Regions from separate parts of the Homo sapiens genome. Here region 1 is linked to region 2. A link is an interaction called in ENCODE POLR2A ChIA-PET data of the cell type or tissue named here. Cell type or tissue: Panc1. All regions are shown on one strand. Each heading gives the region's core, and the rest is flanking DNA. Links, peaks and the distances in the headings are about the cores only.

Evidence for each region. ChIA-PET counts read pairs that join two places held together with the same protein. Peaks named below come from ENCODE experiments on the same cell type or tissue, not always from the same donor. Only the 100,000 strongest peaks of a DNase experiment are listed, where the experiment ranks them.
Region 1: POLR2A ChIA-PET joins it to region 2 with 12 read pairs; 4 of 35 experiments call an interaction of 5 or more read pairs at or near these places.

Annotation. Positions count from the first base shown.
Region 1 is chr19:18,239,008-18,250,061 of GRCh38, reverse strand. It overlaps CIST1 (colon, intestine and stomach enriched 1), which reads left to right. Exons shown (of 4, transcript NM_001396036.2): 4 at 1-28. It also overlaps a transcript of PDE4C not described here. Among named protein-coding and RNA genes, the nearest start is that of CIST1, 11 kb to the left of the region's middle. RefSeq lists an enhancer at 818-1,721. In Panc1, for the core only: no CTCF peak of the experiment used is centred there; no DNase peak of the experiment used is centred there.
Region 2 is chr19:18,114,126-18,125,179 of GRCh38, reverse strand. MAST3 (microtubule associated serine/threonine kinase 3) reads right to left here. Exons shown (of 28, transcript NM_001393504.1): 4 at 3,407-3,495; 5 at 3,258-3,327; 6 at 2,429-2,507; 7 at 1,806-1,963; 8 at 1,525-1,600; 9 at 1,032-1,241; 10 at 814-915; 11 at 406-538. Among named protein-coding and RNA genes, the nearest start is that of MAST3, 22 kb to the right of the region's middle. RefSeq lists enhancers at 1,821-3,020, 6,872-6,921, 6,408-7,279 and a silencer at 7,012-7,471. In Panc1, for the core only: no CTCF peak of the experiment used is centred there; no DNase peak of the experiment used is centred there; H3K4me3 peaks cover 1,589 bases; H3K27ac peaks cover 1,445 bases.

The DNA of each region.
Region 1 (11,054 bases), core at 509-8,508, 130 kb before region 2:
GGAAATAAAGCCCCTACCATTCATCCAAGGCCTCGTGTGAAAACACGAGTTATGGACTCGTGTGAAAACATTAACTGAGCACCTACTATGTGCTGGGCTCTGTGCTGGGGTCACAGTGGGGACCATGTCTTTACTTTCAGGGGATCCACAGACTCAAGGCAGGGACAGATAAGAATCAGGAGCTCACTTGGCTGGGTGCGGTGGTTCACACCTGTAATCCCAGCACTTTGGGAGGCCAAGGCGGGCAGATCTCCTGAGCTTAGGAGTTTGAGACCAGCCTGGCTAACATGGCGAAACTCTGTCTGTACTAAAAATACAAAAATTAGCTGAGCGTGGTGGCAGGTGCCTGTAATCCCAGCTACTCAGGAGGCTGAGGCAGAGAATCGCTTGAACCAGGGAGGCGGAGGTTGCAGTGAGCTGAGATCGCCCCATTGTACTCCAGCCTGGGCAACAGAGCAAGACTCCATCTCAAAAAAAAAAAAAATAGGGCCAGGCGTAGTGGCTTACACCTGTAATCCCAGCACTTTGGAAGGCAAAGGTGGGTGGATCATTTGAGGTCAGGAGTTCAAGACCAGCCTGGTCAACATGGTGAAACCCCATCTTTACTAAAAATACAAAAATTAGCCAGGCGTGGTGGTGTGTGCCTGTAATCCCAGCTATTAGGGAGGCTGAGGCAGGAGAATTGGTTGAGCCTGGGAGTCAGAGGTTGCGGTAAGCTGAGATTGCACCACTGCACTCTAGTCTGGGTGACAGAGTGAGACCCTGTCTCAAAACAAACAAACAAAACTGGGGGTGCCGGGCATGGTGGCTTACCACTGTAATCTCAGCACTTTGAGAAGCTGAGGTGGGTGAATTGCTTGAGCTTGGTAGTTTGAGACCAAATTGGGCAAAATGGCAAAACCCCATCTCTCTCTCTTTTTTTCTTTTTTGAGACAGTCTCCCTCTGTCACCTAGGCTGGAGTGCAGTAGTGCAGTCTTGGCTCACTGCAGCCTCTGACTCCTGGGTTCAAGCCATTCTTTTTTTTTTTTTTTTAATAAGATGGAGTTTCGCTCTTGTTGCCCACACTGGAGTGCAGTGACACGATCTCAGCTCACTGCAACCTCTGCCTCCTGGGTTCAAACGATTCTCCTGCTTCAGCCTCCCAAGTAGCTGGGATTACAGGCACCTGCCACCACACTCAGCTAATTTTTTTGTATTTTTAGTAGAGATGGGGCTTCACCATGTTGGCCAGGATGGTCTCGATCTCCTGATCTCGTGATCCACCCGCCTCCGCCTCCCAAAGTGCTGGGATTACAGGCGTGAGCCACCGCGCCCAGCCAATGACCAGAGAGGGTCTTTGATCTACCCGGGGCGGCACAGCACAGCGGGCAACTTTCCTGGAGCCCCCAAGCTCCTTAGGCCACACCCCATGGGCTCTGCTTGGAAGCAGATATCCTAGACCCTGAGTTGATAAAATCCCCCCCTTCCCAGAGCTGCTGGTCCCCTACCACCATCTTCCTTCGCGCCCTCTCTCTCACTCTATCATATGCAAACACATGAACAATTAATCTTAACACCTCTCACCCAGCCTCCTCACTCCTACGCCTCCCTTCCCTCCTTCCCCCCTCCTTCCTCTGCCCTCCCCGCCCCTCCCCCTCCATGCCCGGCCACCCTCTTGGCCACTCTCTCGTCCCCTCAGGCCCTCTTGGACACTCTGCCCTCCACCCACTGGGAGCCTCACCCAAGGAAAGTGTGTGGATTATGTCCTGGCCTGGTGCCCAGACAGTTAAGGGGCTCCGCTGAGTGGGTGTTGAGGGAGCCCTGGGCCTCCCTCTTGGTCAGGTCATTTTCTCCCCTCCTTCCCTCACTAGCCAGCAGGTCATGGGACCCAGGCAGGACTCCGCAGTGGTGGTAAGTGCCAGACATGCCTGGGCCTCCTGGAGCAAGCTTATTCTTGAGCTTGGGGGCGTCTCAGGAGAGGTGCTGGGGTCTCGTAATCCCCCTGAAACCATCAGAGCCACTCTGGGAGCTGAATGGGTCTCCCATGTGTCTGGGGCCAGGAGACCTTGTTTCGCCAGTCCTGATGCCCCCACCCAGGCTGCTGAACCTGGACAGGTGTGGGGAGGGGCTTTGGGCACCTGGCTGCTGTCCCTGGATGGGGACCGCTGCAAGGTCCGGGCGGGTGTCTCACACTGGTGCCTGTGGTGTGGTCCATGCCACCTTGATTTAGTTCCTTGGGGTTCAAGGGAGGGTGCAGAGAGTGTGGGAGTGAGCTTCTGTCTAGGGGGTGTCCCACAGGGCCGTACCTGGGCTCCCAGTGGTCTGGAGGTCTCAGAACCATTTCTGCAGGGCCACAGATGCCAGCAGCATGAGGCACAGCAGGACAACACTCTCCTTCCTGCTGAGTGAAGTGAGTAGGGGGTGGGGGTGGCCCAGGCCATGGTGGGGAGATCCCAGAGACCCTCTACTGAGAAATACCCAGAGCTGGCCAGGCGCGGTGGCTCACGCCTGCAATCCTAGCACTTTGGGAGGGCGAAGCAGGCGGATCACTTGAGGTCAGGAGTTCAAGACCAACCTGGCCAACATGGAGAAACCCCGTCTCTACTAGACACACAAAAAACTTAGCTGGGCATGGTGGCTCATGCCTGTAGTCCAGCTACTTGGAGGCTGAGGCAGGAGAATTGCTTGAACCTGGGAGGCGGAGGTTGCAGTGAGTTGAGATCACGCCACTGCACTCCAGCCTGGGAGACAGAGTGAGACTCTGTCCCCACCACCAAAAAAAAAAGAAACACTTAGAGCTGCTCGGGGACCAGCTCACAGGGGCCCACTGAGGCCCAGAGAGGCCACCAGGGAATTGGGGACCTGATCCAACTGTCCAGCCCAGGGCTGTGGCCACTGCTTTTGGGAGCAGGAGATCCCTTGTGCCTGGACACAAGGTTTTGACTCACCCAAGAAAAGGGGACCTGGCTGCCCCCGGGCCTGAGCAGTGGGTCATGAGGTCACAACTTCAGATCACAGCCAGTGCCCCCATTCTGGGAAACTGAGCCAAGAGGAAAACCCTGCGGGGGCTGGATTCAAATCCCAGGCCCATCACCTGAGTGGCTGGTAACCTCTCTAGGACTCAGTGGTTTCTGTTGTTGTTTTGTTTTGTTTTTTAGACAGGGTCTCACTCTGTCGCCCAGGCTGGAGTGCAGTGATGTGATTTTTGCTCTCTGCCATCTCTGCTTCCCGGGTTTAAGTGATTCTCCTCCCTCAGCTTCCCGAGCAGCTGGAGTTACAGGCACAAGCCTTGACGCCCGGCTGATTTTTGTATTTTTAGTAGAGACGGGTTTCTCCATGTTGGCCAGGCTGGTCTTGAACCCCTGATCTTAAGTGACCCACCTGCCTCAGCCTCCCAAAGTGCTGGGATTACAGGCATGAACCACCATACCTGGCCAGAACTCAGCGTTTTTGTGTGTTAAAAAACTGGGCTAACTTTGTGTGGAATGAGGGTGCTCAGGGTGAGCCTCGGGTCTCCTAGGGCAGGCGTAGCTGCATATGCCTTAATGTTTATTTATCCACACTCCAGCCATCTGCAGGAAGAGGAAAGGAAAAGGGTAGTCTGGGCGCGGTGGCTCACGCCTGTAATCTCAGCGCTTTGGGAGGCCGAGGCAGGTGGATCGCTTGAGCCGAGGAGTTCAAGACCATCCTGGGTAACACAGTAAGACCCTATCTCTATTAAAAAAAAAAAAATAGCCAGTCATGGTGGTGTACGCCTGTAGTCCCAGCTACTTGGGAGGCTAAGGTAGGAGGACTGCTTGAGCACGGGAGGTCGAGGCTGCAGTGAACCGTGATCATGCCACTGCACTCCAGGCTGGGTGACAGAGCGAGACTCCATCTCAAAAAAAAAAAAAAAAAAATTAGCCTGGTGTGGTGGCGGGCACCTGTAATCCCAGCTACTTGGGAGGCTGAGGCAGGAGGATCGCTTGAACCCGGAAGGCAGGGGTTGCAGTGAGCCAAGATCACACCACTGCACTGCACTCCAGCCTGGATGACAGAGTAAGACTCTGTCTCAAAAAAAAAAAAAAAAAATTAGCTGGGCATGGTGGCAGGTGCCTGTAATCCCACCTACTCGGGAGGCTGAGGCAGTAGAATCGTTTGAACCTGGGAGGTGAAGTTTGTAGTGAGCTGAGATTGCGCCACTGCACTCCAGCCTGGACAACAGAGCGAGACTCCGTCTCAAAAAATAATGATAATAATAAATAAATAAAGGACCTTCTGATGACCTCTCCCACACTCAGCTCACAGCATCAGTCATTTCACCTGCACATGGGCACCCGCTGTGTGCCAAGCCACATGCTGAGTGTGTAGGACACAGAACTGCAGTGACAGGCCCCAAAATGACAGGGCTCATGAGACAGATGTTAAGGCAAGAAAAAAGAGAAAATGTGGGGTTGGGTGAGTGCTCATGAGACTGCTCGAGCTGGGCAGGAGGGCCTTCTCCGGGAAGTTGACATTTTAGCTGAAGTATGGATGGAAACAAGCAGCTGGCCATTTTAACAGCCGGGGGAAGGGTGTCCCCGGCAGATGGCACAGCACATGCAAAGGCCCCGAGGCAGGTTTAAGGAACAGCAAAGAGGCCAGGCACGGTGGCTCACACATGTAATCCCAGCACTTTGGGAGGCTGAGGCAGGTGGATCACTTGAGGACAGGAGTTTGAGACCAGCCTCGCCAACCTGGAGAAACCCTGTCTCTACTAAAAATACAAAAAATAAGCTGGGTGTTGTGACAGGCACCTGTAATCCTAGCTACCTGGGAGGCTGAGGCAGGAGAATTGCTTGAACCCAGGAGGTGGAGGTTGCAGTGAGCCGAGATTGTGCCACTGCACTCCAGCCTGGGCAACAGAGTGCGACTCTGTCTCAAACAAACAAACAAACAAACAAACAAACAAACAAAAAACCAACAACAGGCTAGGCACAGTGGCTCATGCTTGTAATCCCAGCACTTTGGGAGGCCACAACTGGCGGATCATGAGGTCAAGAGATCGAGACCATCCTGGCCAACATGGTGAAACCCTGTCTCTACTACAAATACAAAAAATTAGCAGTGCATGGTGGCACGCGCCTGCAGTCCCAGCTACTCGGCATGCTGAGGCAGGAAGATCACCTGAACCTGGGAGGCAGAGGTTGCAGTGAGACAATATCGCGCCACTGCACTTCAGCCTGGGTGAAGGAGTGAGACTCCATCTCAACAGAAAATAAAAAAAGAAAGAAAGAAAAAGAAAAAAAAAAAGCTGGTCACTGTGGCTCATGCCTGTAATCCTAGCAGTGTGGGAGGCCAAGGCAGGTGGATCACCTGAGGTTGTGAGTTTGAGACCAGCCTGATCGACATGGAGAAACCCCGTCTCTACTAACAATACAAAATTACCTGGGTGTGGTGGTGCATGACTGTAATCCCAGCTACTCGGGAGGCTGAGGCAGAAGGATCGCTTGAACCCAGGAGGCGGAGGTTGCGGTGAGCCAAGATCGCGTCATTGCACTCCAGCCTGGGTGACAAGAGGGAAGGCCCTGTCTCAAAAAACAAACCAAAACAAACAACAACAACAACAACAACAAAACCCAACAACAACAAAAGGGAGCTCTCAGCTAGGTGTGGTCGCGGTCGCCTGTAATCTCAGAACTTTGGGAGGCTGAGGTGGGAGGATTGCTTTATCCCAGGGGGCCGAGGCTGCAGTGAGCTGTGACTGCGCCACTGCACTCCAGCCTGGGTGACAGAGTGAGACGTCGTCTCAAAAAAAAAAACAAAACAAAACAAAAAGGGGAGGTAGCTCAGGGTCTCCTACGAAGGCCTTCCCCACCCAGGAGCCTCCCATCAGGCCCTCCATCCCCATCCCAGCTTCTTAATGAAGAGGGCAATTAATCAGGAGTAGCAGGGCCAGGTGCAGCAGTTCATGCCTGTAATCCTAGCACTTTAGGCCGAGGTGGGTGGATTACTTGAGGCCAGGAGTTAGAGACCAGCCTGGCCAACAGGGTGAAACCCTGTCTCTACTAAAAATAAAAAAATAAAAAATAAAAAAAAAGATTAGCCTGGCATCGTGGTGGGCGCCTGTAATCCCAGCTACTCAGGAGGCTGAGGTGGGAGAATCACATGAAACAGGGAGTTGGAGGTTGGAGTGAGCCGAGATGGCACCACTGCACTCCAGCCTGGGCAACAGAGTGAGACTTTGTCTCAAAAATAAAAGATAAAAAATCAGGAGTGGTAGGTTGATGTGTGCTGCAGCTGAGACCAGAGGACACCCCACTATACCCCATCCCTAGTCCCTGGGAGCCCCATCCTTACCCCATTCCACTCCAGATGGGGGAGGGATAGCTGGCTGGGTCCCAGGAATCAGGGCTCTTGGGAGCACCCCCGCATCTGACCAACAGCCAGATGCTGGCAACTGCCCCCAGACCTGTTAGGTCTGTTTCACCTTCAGTTGAGCCAGGTCCCCCATAATTCCAGATCCAAACATTCAGCTGCCTCTGCTGGCTCCATCTGGGACTCATGTGATGCTCCAGCGAAATTGGAACCCACCCAAAGCCTGGTGCTTCCCCCAATTTTCCCCATGCAAGTAATGGCAGCCCCATTCCCCAGGTAACTGTGTGACTCCTGGCTTTCTGAAAAACAAGTAATCATGCTTAATAATCACCAGTCACCACCGGATGTGGTGGCTCACGCCTGTAATCTTAGCAATTTGGGAGGCCTAGGTGGGTGGATCCCGTGAGGTCAGGAGTTCGAGACCAGCCTGGCCAACATGGTGAAATCCTGTCTCTACTAAAAAATACAATTAATTGGGCATGGTGGTGGGCACCTGTAATCCCAGCTACTCGGGAGGCTGAGGCAGGAGAATTGCTTGAAAATGGGAGGCAGAGGTTGCAGGTTGCAGTGAGACTGTGCCATTACACTACAGCCTGGGCAACAAGAGCGAAACTCTGTCTCGAAAGAAAAAAAAAGTCACCAGTCACCCTTGAATCTTCTCTTTCTCACACCCCGTGGCTATGGCCTGTCTTTCAGCCCCCAAAACATATCTCAGATCCACTCACAGGCCCCGCTCTGGTCCATATCACCTGGCCACTGCTCTAGCCTCTGCCCCAGGGATAGGCCCTGCTCTCCAAATTGGCCACAGCAGGCTTCCTGTGATCCCCAAGTAGATCACATTCCTCAAAACCTCAACATTCTCCCAGAATCAAATCCTAAGTCCTCACCCAGCCCCTGAAGCAATGAACTTCCCTCCACCCTGGCCCTTGGCTCCCAATTCCCTTTTTTTTTTTTTTTTTTGAGGTGAAAGTCTTGCTCTGTGGCCCAGGCTAGAGTGCAGTGGTGCGATCTTGGCTCACTGAAACCTCCACCTCCCTGGTTCAAGCAATTCCCTTACGTCAGCCTCCCAAGTAGCTGGGATTACTGCCCCATGCCACCATGCCTGGCTATTTTTTTTTGTATTTTTAGTAGAGACAGGGTGTCACCATGCTGGCCAGGTTGGTCTTGAACTCCTGAACTCAGGCAATCTGCCCACCTCAGCCTCCCAAAATGCTGGGATTACAGGTGTGAGCCACTGTGCCTGGCTTTTTTTTTTTTTTTTTTTTTTTTTGAGATGGAGTCTCCCTTTGTTGCCCAGGCCAGAGTGCAACAGTGCAACCTCGGCTTACTGCAGCCTCCGCCTCTCGGGCATAAACAATTATCTTCCCTCAGCCTACCGAGTAGCTGGGCTTACAGGCACACAACACCACACCCAGGTAATTTTTGTATTTTTATAGAGACAAGGGTTTCACTATGTTGGCCAGGCTGGTCTTGAATTACTGACCTCAGGTGATCTGCCTGCCTCGGCCTCCCAAAGTGCTGGGATTACAGGCGTGAGCCACAGTGCCTGGCTTACCAATTCCCATTTCTTAAACCTACCAACTTGTTGCCACCTCCGGGCCTTCGCAGGTGCTGTTCCTTCTGCCTGGTATGCTGTTCCCCTATCTTTCTCCTGGCCAGCTCTTTCTCCTCTTTCAGGCCTCGGCTCAAAGCCACCTCCTCAGAAAATTCCCTAACTCACCCCAGCAATGTGATCCACTCCCTCATTCCCAGACCCTTGTCCAGTTTTCTTTTCTTCCTAACACGAGGTGAATTATTTTTTTGCATTTGTTCAATGAATACGTGAACAAATAGGAATGTGTGCAGGGAGTTCTCCCATCTGGAACCTTGTTTTCCCAGCAGGAAAATGGGCAGACAAGCCCAGCGCCATGGCTCAAGCCTGGAATCCCAGCACTTTGGGAGGCTGAGGTTTGTGGATCGCTTGAGCCCAGGATTTCAAGACCAGCCTGGGCAGCATAGTGAGATCCTGTCTCTACAAAAAATACAAAAATTAGCTGGGAGTTGTGGTGTGTGACTGTAGTCTCAGCTACCTGGGAGGCTGTGGTGGGAGGATCCTTGAGCTTAGGAGGTCGAGGCTGCAGTGAGTTAAGACTGCACCACTGCACGCTCCAGCCTGGGTGACAGAGAAAGACCCTGTCTTGGCCGGGCGCGGTGGCTCACGCCTGTAATCCCAGCACTTTGGGAGGCCGAGGCGGGCAGATCATGAGGTCAGGAGATCGAGACCATCCCAGCTAACACGGTGAGACCCCGTCTCTACTAAAAATACAAAAAAATTAGCCGGGCATGGTGGCGGGTGCCTGTAATCCCGGCTACTTGGGAAGCTGAGGCCGGAGAATGGTGTGAAACTAGGAGGCGGAGCTTGCAGTGAGCCGAGATCGCGCCACTGCACTCCAGCCTGGGCGACAGAGCGAGACTCCATCTCAAAAAAAAAAAAAAAAAAAAAAAAAAAAACAAGAGAAGAAAAAAGAAAGAAAGAAAAGAAAAAAGAAAATGAGCAGCTGACATCTCAGGGGCCTCCCATCTGGGAGATGCTAACTGTCCCCACACACCCCACCCTCTTCATTCCCGACACACCCTCCCAGCTACCAGGAACTCTCCCGAGGGAGGCCTCTTGTAGAGCACTTGCATTTCTGCCTTAAATTTCAGGTGCCCCTGGGAAAGGGTGGGGACAAGTTGTGCTCAAATGCGGGGAACAGTCCTAGAAGGATGAGATCTGAGCGTGGCTCAAGCCCCCAGCTGTGTGACTCCCAGCAAGCAGGTCATTTTCTCTCCAAGCTTTGATGTCTTCCTCCACAACACGAGTCAGAGGGCCCTCCACTCATAGGCAAGGAAATGAGCTATGTTGCATCCCTTACACACACAGAAGTTCAAGTTCAACTCACATCCGTTCTCCGCACCCTCTTCCTCCCACCCCACTTTGCCCTGGCTCTGGTCCTGATTAGCAGCATGGTCTTGGACCTCAGTTTCCCCATTTTTTTTTGAGACGTAGTCTCGCTCTGTTGCCAGGCTGGAGTGCAGTGGCATGATCTCGGCTCACTGCAACCTCTGCCTCCCAGGTTCAAGCGATTCTCCTGCCTCAGCCTGCTGAGTAGCTGGGACTACAGGTGCGCACCACCAGGCACAGCTAACTTTTTTGTATTTTCAGTACAGATGGGGTTTCAGCATGTTGGCCGGGCTGGTCTCGATCTCTTGATCTTGTGATCCATCCACCTCGGCTTCCCAAAGTGCTGGGATTATAGGCATGAGCCACCGTGCCCAGCCCCGTTTTTTTTTTTTTTTTTGACAGAGTTTCCCTCTGTAAGCCGGGCTGAAGAGCAGTGGCACAATCATAGCTCACTGCAGTCTCAACCTCCTGGGCTCAAACAATCCTCCTGCCTCAGCCTCCTTGGGAGCTGAAACTACAGGCACATGTACCACCACACCTGGCTAATTTATAAAATGTTTTGTAGCGACGGGGTGCCCAGGCTGGTTTTGAACTCACTTTTGGCCTCAACCTCCCAAAGTGCTGGGACTACAGACATGAGCCACCATGCCTGGCAGTTTCCCAGCTTTTTTATTTTTATTTTTACTTTTTTATTTTTTGAGATGGGGACTATGTGTCTGTAGTCCCAGCTACTCGGGAGGCTGAGGCAGGAGAATCACTTGAACCCAGGAGGCAGAGGTTGCAGTGAGCAGAGACCACACCATTGCACTCCAGCCTGAGTGCTGTTGCCCAGATCTGTTGCCCAGATCTTTCCACTGCAACCTCTACCCCCTGGGTTCAAGCAATTCTGCTTCCTCAGCGTCCCAAGTAGCTGGGATTACAGGTGCAAAGCGCCATGCTCGGCTAATTTTTGTATTTTTAGTAGAGACAGGGTTTTGCCATGTTGGTCAGGCTGGTCTCAAACTCCTGACCCTAAGCGATCCGCCTGCCTCAGCCTCCCAAAGTGCTGGGATTACAGGCGTGAGCCACCGCGCCTGGCCAGTTTCCCAGTTTTAATGCTCAGTCTGGTGGTGGAGATAGGCTCATTGGTGAGGCTCAGGAGGACAGTAGGGGAAGACTGGGCCATCTCTTTGAACCCCACCTCTCCCATCTCCACATTTGTCTTCACTGATCGCCTTACCCCAAAGCTGTGAGTTCCAGTTTTGTGCCCCATTCTGGGGTCAGCACCGCGGACAGCACACAGCCTGTGTCTGGCGCACGTGGGTCCCATTGTTTTATCATCAACACCTCTGAGGGATCCGTACCCCTTTCGCCTCCATTTCCCAGATGGGCAAACTGAGGCCGCTTGCCCTGGACCACGTGGCCTGGATTGAACCCAGATCTGTTGCGCTGAAGAGCTCACACTCCCAACGCATCCGTTCAGACTGATTCTGCCTGTTCTTAAAATGTATCCAGCATTTACCCAGAGCCTGCTTGGAAACAGCATCTCATTTAGTTTCTCCCATTCAGTCCTTCCTTCAAGGAACTCGGCACTGAAGCTCAGAATTGCTTTTATTTATGAATTGCAACCTTGGGCTCTAGTTACTTAACCTCTGAGCCTTCATTTCCTCCTTTGTTAAATGGAAATAATGGTGCTAAATGGCTTCATTATACCTTCATGAGCCCATCCATGTACTATTGGAACGGCATTTATACAGGGTGATTGTGCAGAAAATGTTAGCCATTAGTACTATCGTTATTATTCATTTGCTTATTTACTGCATGTTTTATTGTTTT
Region 2 (11,054 bases), core at 1,486-9,485:
GCGGTGGTTCTGGAATCGGATGGGCCTGGGTTTGAATCCTGGCTTCATCTGCCCTTTCTTTTTTTGTTTTTTTGAGACAGGGTCTCGCTCTGTCGCCCAGGTTGGAGTGCAGTGGCGCGATCTCAGCTCACTGCAACCTCCATCTCCTGAGTTCAAGCAATTCTTGTGCCTCAGCCTCCTGAGTAGCTGGGATTACAGGCATGCGCCACCACACTTAGCTAATTTTTGTATTTTTAGTAGGGGGGGGGTTTCCACCATGTTGGCCAGGCTGGTCTCGAACTCCTGGCCTCAAGTGATCTGCCCGCCTTAGCTTCCCAAAGTGCTGGTATTAAAGGTGTGAGCCACCGTGCCTGGCCTCCATCCGGCCTTTCCCAGCCTTGGTTTCCTCTTCCCATCCCGGCTTACCCTCCAGGGGGTCCTTGGCCAGGCCCAGCTGCCCAATGATGTACTGTGGAAGGTCAGTCTTAATGCCTTGGCCCTCCCGCGCATGGCCCTCAGCCGCCTCCAGCAGGTGGTAAAATTCCTCAGGGTCAAACTCCTAGGGGCACAGGAGGGCTGGTCACCCAGGGCTTGGTTCCACCTGCAGGCCTCTGCACATGCTGTTCCCTCTGCCTGGAGCACCCTTCCCAGCTCACCCACTGGGTCTCCACTCCCGCTGCCTCCTTAGGGAAGCCCACGCTAGCCCAATAGCACCCTGTGTTCCTCTCAAAGCCCTACACGATGGGAACTGTCACCTGTATCTTGGCAGGACTGTTGTGGTCCCAATCTCAGTTCTGCCTGGACCCCAAGCTGGCCGTAGAAAGAGAAACTTACCAGACACTCCAGCAGCCGAGCTGGCCGTGAGATGATGATCAGCAGTTTCCGGACAAGCTGGACGATGAAGCTGACCTCCTCACTGTCCGAACGCTCATGGGCCTGGGGGAGGTGGGTCGTGGCATCACCCACAGGTCCTCAGCACCGTCTGGCCTGGGGACCCCCCTCACTCCACGTCCCACTGCATGCAAAACCTCAACATGCGAAAAACCACGCACATCCTGCAGAAGCCGCTCCAGCTTCTCCTGCATCTCTAGGAAGTAGCGGGAGGTGACGAGGTTCTCGCCAGACTTGGCCAAGCAGTCTCGGGCCAGCTCGACGATCTGGTGGTGGATGAAGCCCAAGACGCCATCAGCCAGCGCCAGCCGGGCGCCGGGCGCGTAGGCCGTCAGGAACTCCTGCAGACGGCCCTCCATCTGTGCTGTGGCCTGGGTGGGGCGAGACGGGGCGACCTGGTCAGAGGGCGGGGCTGGAGTGACACACGCAGAATGGGGCAGGAGAGGCATGGTTGGGGAGAGAGGAGATGGGGCAATGGGGCGATCGGGTGGGAGGGCTGGTGCAGGAGGAACGACATCTTTCAACGGAAGGGGAAGGAAAGACAGAAATGAACAGACTGGCAAAGGGGACATAGCCAGGAAGACAGAGTTCCATGGAGGGACAGCAATGTGGAAAGAAGTGCAGGGGCTGGTCCAGCCGCCAGGCGCTGCCCACCTTGGGGAACCTCTCCCGGTACACGTGATTCATCATGACAATCTCATTGTCGAAGGTCCCCGTTGCACGGCCCGGGCTGAAAGGAAGACAGCTGGCTTGTGATATGGGACCTGAGACCAACCCCAGGGGAGGATGTTGGGGGATCTGAGCCAGGGTTGAGGGACAAGAATCAGAGGCTAGGCTCAGGCAGGGTCAGGGCTGGGGTGAAGGAGGAGCCACAACTTGGGCCTCCACACCAGCCCAGGGAGGGGCCGGGGCTGGGGCCAGAGGTCGCGGCCCACCTGAGACTGCGAGAGCGGGGTCGGAGGCGGGGTGACCGGCCGCCTTCCTCATCAAGCACATTCTCTGAGCTGCGGAAGTGCTTGGACAGGAAGTGCAGCTCGTCCGGCGTCGGCTGGAAGGGAAGCTGGTGGAGACGTTCCCGGGAGGATGAGCTTGACTGGTAGAGAGTGGTGGGGATCAGAGCCATGAGTTCACCGTCAGTGCTGTGGCCAGGAACCCAGCACCACCCCTCAAGGCCCAGGCTGCCTGCTGGCCATCAGAAGGTAACATCCTTTCTCCTGCCTAGCTCCTATGCATCCCTCAAAACCCTAGCTCTGATGCCCTCTCCTCCAGGAAGTCCTCTCTGCCTGTACCCCTGGGCAGCCCCAAGTCCCCCTCTGGTCAGGCCCTGACCCCATAGGCTGAGGATATCTGTATCTCCCCAACCAGGGACTATTTTGGGGCCAAGGCTGGGTCTTCTCAGGGGACCCTGCATTTCCCAGAATGGGGCGTGCATGGAGGAAGTAACTAGTATGTTTGCTGACTGCACAACTATCCAACACCTTGAAAAAAACACACAAAGATGTGTCCCCCCACAACCCGGCATCTGCCTGTCCACCTGCCAAGGTGGGGCTATGGGTACCGAGAGGGTGGAGCTGGGTGTGTTGGTTCCATAGCCGGAAGATGGGAGAGACGCGAGGGACCATCTTCTGCCGTCTGCCCTGGAGAGGGGAACAAGAACAGATGGAAGGAAGGCCTGGCCCCTGTGGTTTGTGGGGACTAAGAACAGACACTGTGGCCAGCATATTCTGGCCCTGTTGTAGGAAGGATCTCCTGAAAATAACCAAGAACAGAGACACAGGCTGACCAAGTCCACTGCATGCTCTCTCTCTTTAGGTACCTCTTCCAGGAAGCCCCCCCGTGAGTCCAGCTGCCACTGTGTCCCCTGTCAAAGCTTCAACCTCTGAGCTGTAGCTTCTGGGGCACACATTGACCACCCCCCACCAAACGGAGGACTCCCCAGGGGCTCAGGGCCAGCTGCCCATTTGCGACCATGCCCTCAGCCCGCAGCACAGAGCATACACACAGTGGGTGCTTAATGAATGTTGTTGTATGAATAAATAAATGAAATGCAAGCGTCTGGCACATGACAGGTGCTCAATCAGCTCTTGTTAAGTGAATGAATGAATGATTTCTTTAGTGAGTTAATGATTCTTAGGGCTATATCCCCCCATGACCCCCCACCCCCTGGGCTGGTTGAAATTACCTGTCCATGCGTGGGATGTGGCTGCAAGATGGCATGCATTTGCCGGGAATGGGAGCCAGAGGGGGAGACCACCACCAGACGGGCCAGGGGAGGGGAAAAGGTGAATGAAATGAATGAGGAGCCAGGTCTAGCCACCGAGCACGTGCCCCTGCCCAACCCTTGCCCGTGGTGCCCGCACTGTCTCCCAAAGCCGGCAATCACTCACCTCCGGGCAAAGGGGAAATTTAGGGCAGAGGCAGCCGAGAAATTCCGAGGACTATCCAAGGGGCTGCTGCCTGCTGAGGAGGAGGCGGGGAAACTGAGTCAGCGGGGCAGAGGCAGGACACAGCACCCGCTGGCTGCTCCCACACTCACCCGTTGGGACCGACAATGGCGACAGGGGCCGGGAGAGGGTCGGGGAGGGCGTTCCTACCACCAAGCTCTTGCGGTTCCCGCTGCGGCAGCTGTGGGGGGAAAAGGGGACAGGGTAGGTGGCTGCCCAGGGCCCCGCGCTAAGCCACCTGCCCAGCCTAAATCACACTCGCAGCCCGTTCTGGAGAAGGATGGGATGTTGGACATGGCCACTCCCACTCTGCCCCCAGCTGGGTTCCCCCATGGCCCTTAGCCAGGTCTTCAAGGCCCAGGAGGGAATCACCCCTCAACTAACATTCCTTATTATTGACACTACTGCTGGCCAGGCATGGTGGCTCACGCCAGTAACCCCAGTGCTTTGGAAGGCCAAGGTGGGAGGATCCTCTGAAGCCAGGAGTTCAAGACCAGCCTGGGCAACATAGCAAGACCCCGTCTCTATACAAAATTTAAAAATTAGCTGGGTGTGGTGGTGCACGCCTGTAGTCCCAGCTACTCAGAAGGCTGAGGCAAGAGGATCGCTTGAGCCTCAGGAGGTCAAGGCTGCCGTGAGCCATGATGGTGCCACAGCACTCCAGCCTAGGTGACAGCACAAGGCCCTCTCTCTTAAAAAAACAAAAACAAGGCTGGGCACAGTGGCTCATCCCTGTAATCCCAGCACTTTGGGAGGCCGAGGCATGCGGATCACCTGAGGTCAGGAGTTTGAGACCATCCTGGTAAACATGGTGAAACCCGTCTCTACTAAAAACACAAAAATTAGGTCGGGCATGGTGACTCACACCTGTAATCCCAGTACTTTGGGAGGCCGAGGTGGGTAGATCACCTGAGATCAGGAGTTTGAGACCAGCCTGACCAACAGGGAGGAACCCTTTCTGTACTAAAAATACAAAATTAGCTGGGCGTGGTGATGCATGCCTGTAATCCCAGCTACTTGGTAGGCTGAGGCAGGAGAATCGCTTGAACCCAGGAGGTGGAGGTTGTGGTGAGATCGTGCCGTTACACTCCAGCCTGGGCAACAAGAGTGAAACTCCGTCTCAAAAAACAAAACAAAACAAAACAAAACAAAAAAACCAAAAATTAGCCAGGTGTGGTAGTGCATGCTTATAATCCCAGCTACTCAGGAGGCTGGGGCAGAGAATCACTTGAACCCAGGAGGCGGAGGTTGCAGTGGGCTGAGATAGTGCCATTGCATTCCAGCCTGGGCGACACGAGTGAAACTTCATCTGAAAAACAATAACAAAAACCAACACAAACTATTGGCAGTGTTGTTATTAACAGCAATGGCATGAAGTGCTTCTAGCCTGATGGAGGACACTACATATGGCCAGGAGCCCCTGGACCAGCTTTTCAGGGTTCTGTGTCACAGTCCCACCCCCACACTTTTCCCTGTACCATGGCTACTGCCAGCAGCACCAGCAAATCAGGTGAACCAAACACACCCTGGAGCCCAGATATGGGCTGAGACACCCCATTCTATATACCCCTCTTGAAGCCCCTGCTCCCATCTCTTGACAACCCTCCTTCTTCTCAAGATGCCCCTAAAATGCCAATGTGACCCAACTAGAAACCCTAAATGCAACCTCTTTCACAGTCCTGCCTCTTCTGCTGAACTTTTGCCCACGTTTTCCTCTTTCCATCCCAGTTCCCTTCTGGCCACCAGATCCCTGGCCCAGGTCTCTCACACCCTGCCTGGCTTCTTCTCCCACCTGGGCCCTGGCCTCAGCCCACACCTTGACAGAAGGAAGTTGGGAGCGACACCGTCCCCCGCCCCACCAGAGCAGTTGCCCAGCAACAGCTCTGCTCCACAAGAGCATCAGCCCACACACCCCAAGCCGCCAACGCAGCTCAGCGGCGGGAGAATCTCGCGGGGAGGGAGAGATGAAGTCTCGGGGCCTCCGAGGTGCAGAAATGGGGTCCCAGGCAGAATGCTCGGAGCAGGTCAATCCATGGGAGAACAAGCGTATGATCATCAAAGGACACAGGTGACAAGGTGGGCAGGGAGAAGAGGCCCAGCCTGTCTACGTCTCCACATGTGGCTGCCCCTTGAGCCTGTTTCCTCATCTCTACCTTGAAGGATGAAACCTACCACATCCAGTGCTCAGCTTTGGGTCGGACTCGGGTACATACACTGTTGTCTTTGCCTAGACAATGCTCACAGGGCCTGGCTCACGCCGGGAGGGCAGCCAGTGCCTCCTGAGTGAATTACATCCCCAACATCTGCCAATTCCAACAAGCCCCAGAGTTGGGAATGACCAGCTGAGCCCATTTTCCAGACTGGGAAACTGAAGCCACAGATGTCAACAGTCACAGTGATTGTCTCCCAGCCTGAGCTGCAGAAGCAAAAGTGAAACCCACAGGTTTCTGCAAAACTTCCTGCCAACCCCTCAATGCACGCTCACCTGGCTGTCTCCACATCCTCTCCCAGCCCCTCACCTGGTTCCTCGCCCCCACACTGCACCACCAGCACCCTCCCTCCCCGATCCTGCTGTATCACTTGCTGCTTCCAAAAGCATTTGGGAAAAACACTTCGTTGCCCTCCCTCCTGTTCTTGGGCGAGGTCTTCTTGAAAACACGGCCAAATGTGAGGCCTCAAAGGAGAACTAAGCATCATCTGTTCACTTCCCAAGCATCTATGCAGGGCCGACTGTTTGTTCAACTCTTCCTGGAGGAGATCCAGGACCTCGAGAAGTTGCCATTTGAGAACGATCCTCTCTTGGTACCCAGGACACAACAGAGAGAATGTGGCAGAAAGCAGGGGCCTGAAGCCAGCCTCCTGCACCTCATCCCTCTGGCACCCATATTCCCCCTCCAATGCTCCCCACGATCTTGGAGGTAAGTTTAAGCCCTGGACTCAGCATTCAAGGTCTTTCGGTAGCTGGTCCCACCGCCCAGACTTTGCCCCAGTCCAGCACCAATGAGAAACCCAAGCACAGAGAGGTTAAGGAGCTACTTGAGGTCACACAGCCTGGTAGTGGCTGAGTCGAAATTTGAACCCAGGTCTGGTAGAATCCACAGCCCTCACTTATCCTCTCTGCTTTTCAAAAGGGGAAACTGAGACTCCAAGAGCGGTGAGGCTTTGGCGGGGGTTAACCCCAACTATCTGGACTCCTGACACCCCACCCAAATGCCAGCCTCGTGCAGTAAATATTTGCTTCTGAGCCAACATTTCTGCTGAATGGACCCCCAGCGGCAGATCAGCCTCAGTTTTTCCAAGAAGTTCCTCCCTGGTTCTGCCCAGCCCTGGACACCCGGGTTCAAATCCTAGCTCAATCTCAACTCACTCCTGTCTGTCACCACCCCAGCTGCGACGCTGGCGGACAGACACCCCAGTCCAGGGAACGAGGGGCGAAAGGAGGGTGCCAGGGACCCCAGGGGACACCTCGATCCACAGGCGTCCTCCCCCCTTCCCACTGCTGCCACAGACAGACGCTCGCCGTGGTCCGCGCCACGCGGCCAGGACACACTTCTGGCAACTCCTGTTTGCTCGGCTGGCCGCCGAGCCTTCGCCGGCGCCGTGCCCCCTACCTCTTGGAGCGCTGCAGCAGCGCGCCTTTTGCCAGGCGGCTCCGATGGCCGGGAGCCGCCACCGCCGTCCAGTAGCTGGGGTCGGACATGCTGCTTCCCTTTGTGCCGCCGCAGCCGCCCGAGGCCGGGAAGGGAGGCCTCGGCGGTGGGATCGGCCCCAGGAGCCCCGCGGAGCCGGACAGGGAGGGGGGCGCACGGGGCTGCGGGGATGGGGGGGCGGCGAGAAGGAAGCGCGCGCCCCCGAGCGCGACTGGAACTCCGCCCAGGCGAGTGCGGGGGCGGGGCCGTTGGGGGCGGGGCCTGTCGGGAGGCGGAGCGAGCGACGCGGAAGCGAGGCCGGCGGACCCGCGTGCCGGCGAGTGGGCGGGGCGCTGCCATGGCCGCGGGCGGAGAGGCGGAGCGTTGCTAGGGCCGCGGGCGGCTGAGGCCGGGCGTTGCTACGACCGCGGGCGGCGGGGGCGGGGCGTTGGCAGCACCTTAACCTCGAGCTAGGGGCAGGCATTTTGGCTCCTTTCTGCTAAAATGTAAATCTAATCGCTCCCTCCATCTTTTTCCTCTCTCCCAGAGCACTGACCCCTTCTCAGTGCGGCACCCAAGACCCACCCCAGCGTCCTGGCCGGCTCATGCTACCACGCCCACCCTGGCCCCACTGCTTGGAATCTAGCCTGGCAAAACTGCGTCCTCTCCTCTGAAAAACCCGCTTTCCTGTCTGTCCGGCTATGTCTTCCCCAGGCTGGGGGCTCCTTAGGGTCCCAGCAGCTCCCAGCACCGGACTGGCATAGAGGGTGTGTTTGGCAAATTGAGTCGGGGCGTCTGACATGCTCTGTCTGTGTGTGGCGGGAAAGGCCATCAGCCCTGCCTCAGTTAGGAAGCAGCCACCTGATTGAACTCCAGCCTCAGTCTCCTCAACTGTGAAATTGGAGGAAAACTGAACTGACATGAGAATTACACAAATCAGATGTAAGGGGGCGCTTCCAAGGGCACCTGGTATATGTTCCATATCTATATATAATTTATCTCTATAAACGATAGCATCAGGCTAACTTCCAGGCCTCTGTTTCCCCATGCGTAACATCCCCCATACTGAAAACAGAATAAAATCTGAGACACAGAGCCTGGAACAGGGCTGAGGGTACAATATGTGTTCACTATGGAAGCAGAAGTGTCTCCCACCGTAAGGACTGAATTAATGCTTCCTCCTGTCATGACAGCCCAGGCAAGTCAGGGGCAGTGTCATCATGAGGGATGCCCCTTCCTGGGCCACAGGACACTTTGGGACCCAGTCCAGGCCCAATGCTGGGGCCCAGGCTTCATAGCTAAAGAGACAAATTTTTTTTTTTTGAGACAGAGTTTCGCTCTCGTTGCCCAGGCTGGAATGCAATGGCGCAGTCTCAGCTTACTGCAGCCTCCGCCTCCTGGGTTCAAACGATTCTCCTGTCTCAGCCTCCCGAGAAGCTGGGATTACAGGTGTTGCACCACCACGCCCAGCTAATTTTTTTGTATTTTTAGTAGAGACGGAGTTTCACCATGTTGGCCAGGCTCGTCTCAAACTCCTGACCTCAGGTGATCCTCCCGCCTTGGCCTCCCAAAGTGCCGGGATTACAGGCGTGAGCCACCTTGCCCAGCCAACAGGAAACAATTCAATGAGCAAGATAATTTCGGCTGGGCGTGGTGGCTCACGCCTGTAATCCCAGCACTTTGGGAGGCCGAAGCGGGCGGATCACCTGAGGTCAGGAGTTTGAGACCAGCCTGGCCAACAAGGTGAAACCCAGTCTCTACTAAAAAAAATACAAAATTAGCTGGGCGTGGTGGCACGTCCCTATAATCCCAACTACTTGGGAGGCTGAGGCAGGAGAATCGCTTGAACCCAGGAGGCGGAGGTTGCAGTGAGCTGAGATAGCACCATTGCACTCCATCCTGGGCAACAAGAGCGAAACTCTGTCTCAAAAAAATAAAAAAAAATAAAAAATAAAAGAAATAAAAGTACAAAAGAAATAGCTGGGCATGGTGGTGCATGCCTGTATTCCCAGCTGCTCTGGAGGCTGAGGTGGTAGAATCACTTGTACCCGGGAGGTGGAGGTTGCAGTGGGCCGAGATCACACCAATGCACTCCAGCCTGGGTGATAGAGCGAGACTCCGTCTCAAAAAAAAAAAAAAAAAAAAAGATAATTTCAAATACCAAGGCTGAGAAGGGAAGAGAAAGGAGAGAACACTGCAAGGGGCGACTTTAGCCAGGAGGCCTCTCAGAGGAGGTAATGCTGCAGCCAGCCAGAAATGGAGGAGGAAGGAGCTGGCTATGCAGAAAGCGTGTCCCAGGCAAAGGGCACAACTCTCTGAGGCAGCACTGAGGGCAAAATGCCAGCGGGGCTGACCACATAAGCCTTGTGGGCTGCAGGGAGGAGTGCAATTGTATTGTAGGAGCAATGGGGAGCCATGGAGGGTGCTTGAGCAGAGAAAGGGTATGATGTGGACTACGTTTGTAAACCCCCTTGTGTCTGCTATGGGGAGCAGACTGCTGGGGGACAGGAATGAAGGTAGCAGGAGGCCAGTAAGGGTCTGGGACGGTGTCTGGGAGGGGAATATTGAAGCTGTGGAGAAAAGTGGGTGGATTTGGGACTTGTTTTGAGACCAGGGGAGATGGTGGTTTTGAGACCACCAGAGATGGTGATGAGTATGGGAGTGGTCACCTATGACCCCCAGGTATGCAGCCCAAGCCTCATGCGGGGTGCAGATTCTCTTGAGTCTGGGGACCCAAGTGGGGATGGGGCCACAGTCTCCACTTGCTGTCACTACGTGCTGAGCCACCCCATATGCACGGGGACACACCTTTGCACACACTCGGTAAAGGCGCTGCCCCCTCGTCCCCAGCCACAGCTACACCCAGTAACACCTACACACCCCCTATTACATACACCCACTGCCCTGACATCTGTAGCAGGGAGAGAACCTTCTCCCATGCTCATTTGTCCTCAGTTTCCCCCTCTGCAAAACAGGGCTGCAGCTGACAATCCAGAGGGCCTGCTGCCACGGTGAAGGCCTTCCATGAAAGGCTGGCTGAGCCACTGATCTCTGGTGTCGGCCCACTGCTCCCCAGATCATGCCCTTCCCCCTGCTCACAAACCCTCCATGGCTCCCTATTGCTCTCACAGCAAAACAAAACTGCATTCCTGGGTGAATCCCTCTCCCAGGGGTCATATCCTAGCCCTGTCCCTGACAAACTCTGTGACATTGGCATTTGACTCTCCCTGCATGTGCTGTGACTGTAAATGCCAAAGTCTCAGGTAGATATACAGACACCCCCGTTCAACGGTCCCTTTTTAGTGGGACTACCCCAGCGCTTCCCACCTGCCCATATATCTGTGCCGCTCCCAGCACCACACTCTATGGCTCCTAGTGCCCTAGGTAGAAAATCCACATTCTTCCTGCCCTTGGGATTTGAGGCTCCAGAAGGAAAGTGTCTCTGACGATGCTGTTGCTGCCTGGAACAGCCACTTTGCCTATGAGCGCCCAACTCATGGCCTTCTTCAACAACACCCCCAACCCCCAATGCTATCACTACCACAAGGACAGCCCTCCCAGATACTGCCCATTCATCTAAGCCACATGCATTAACTGAGCACCTGCTGTATACACCCTGGGCCTGCCCTGAGTCTACGATATGACCAGGACAGACAAGGTCTGGTCTCGGAGAGGCTGTCAAACCTCTGGGTGAGAAAAATAACTGGATAATCACACAAGACAATGTGGAAATTAAATCTCTGGGGTTGGCTGGGTGCCGTGGCTTATGCCTGTAATCCCAACATTTTGGGAGGCTGAGATGGGCAGATCGCTTGAACTCAGGAGTTCGAGACCAGCCTGGCCAACATGGTGAAACCCTGTCTCTACTAAAAATACAAAACTAGCAGGGCGTGGTGGCGCATGTCTGTAATCCCAGCTACTCTCGAGGCTGAGGCAGGAGAATCACTTGAACCCAGGAGGCAAAGGTTGCAGTGAGCCGAGATATCGCACCACTGTACTCCAGCCTGGGTAACAGAGCAAGACTGTCTTAAAAAAAAAAAAAAAGAAAAAGAAAATCCCTGGGGTCTGGATGTGGAAATGGACAGGTATAATGCATATTATACCCCATGTT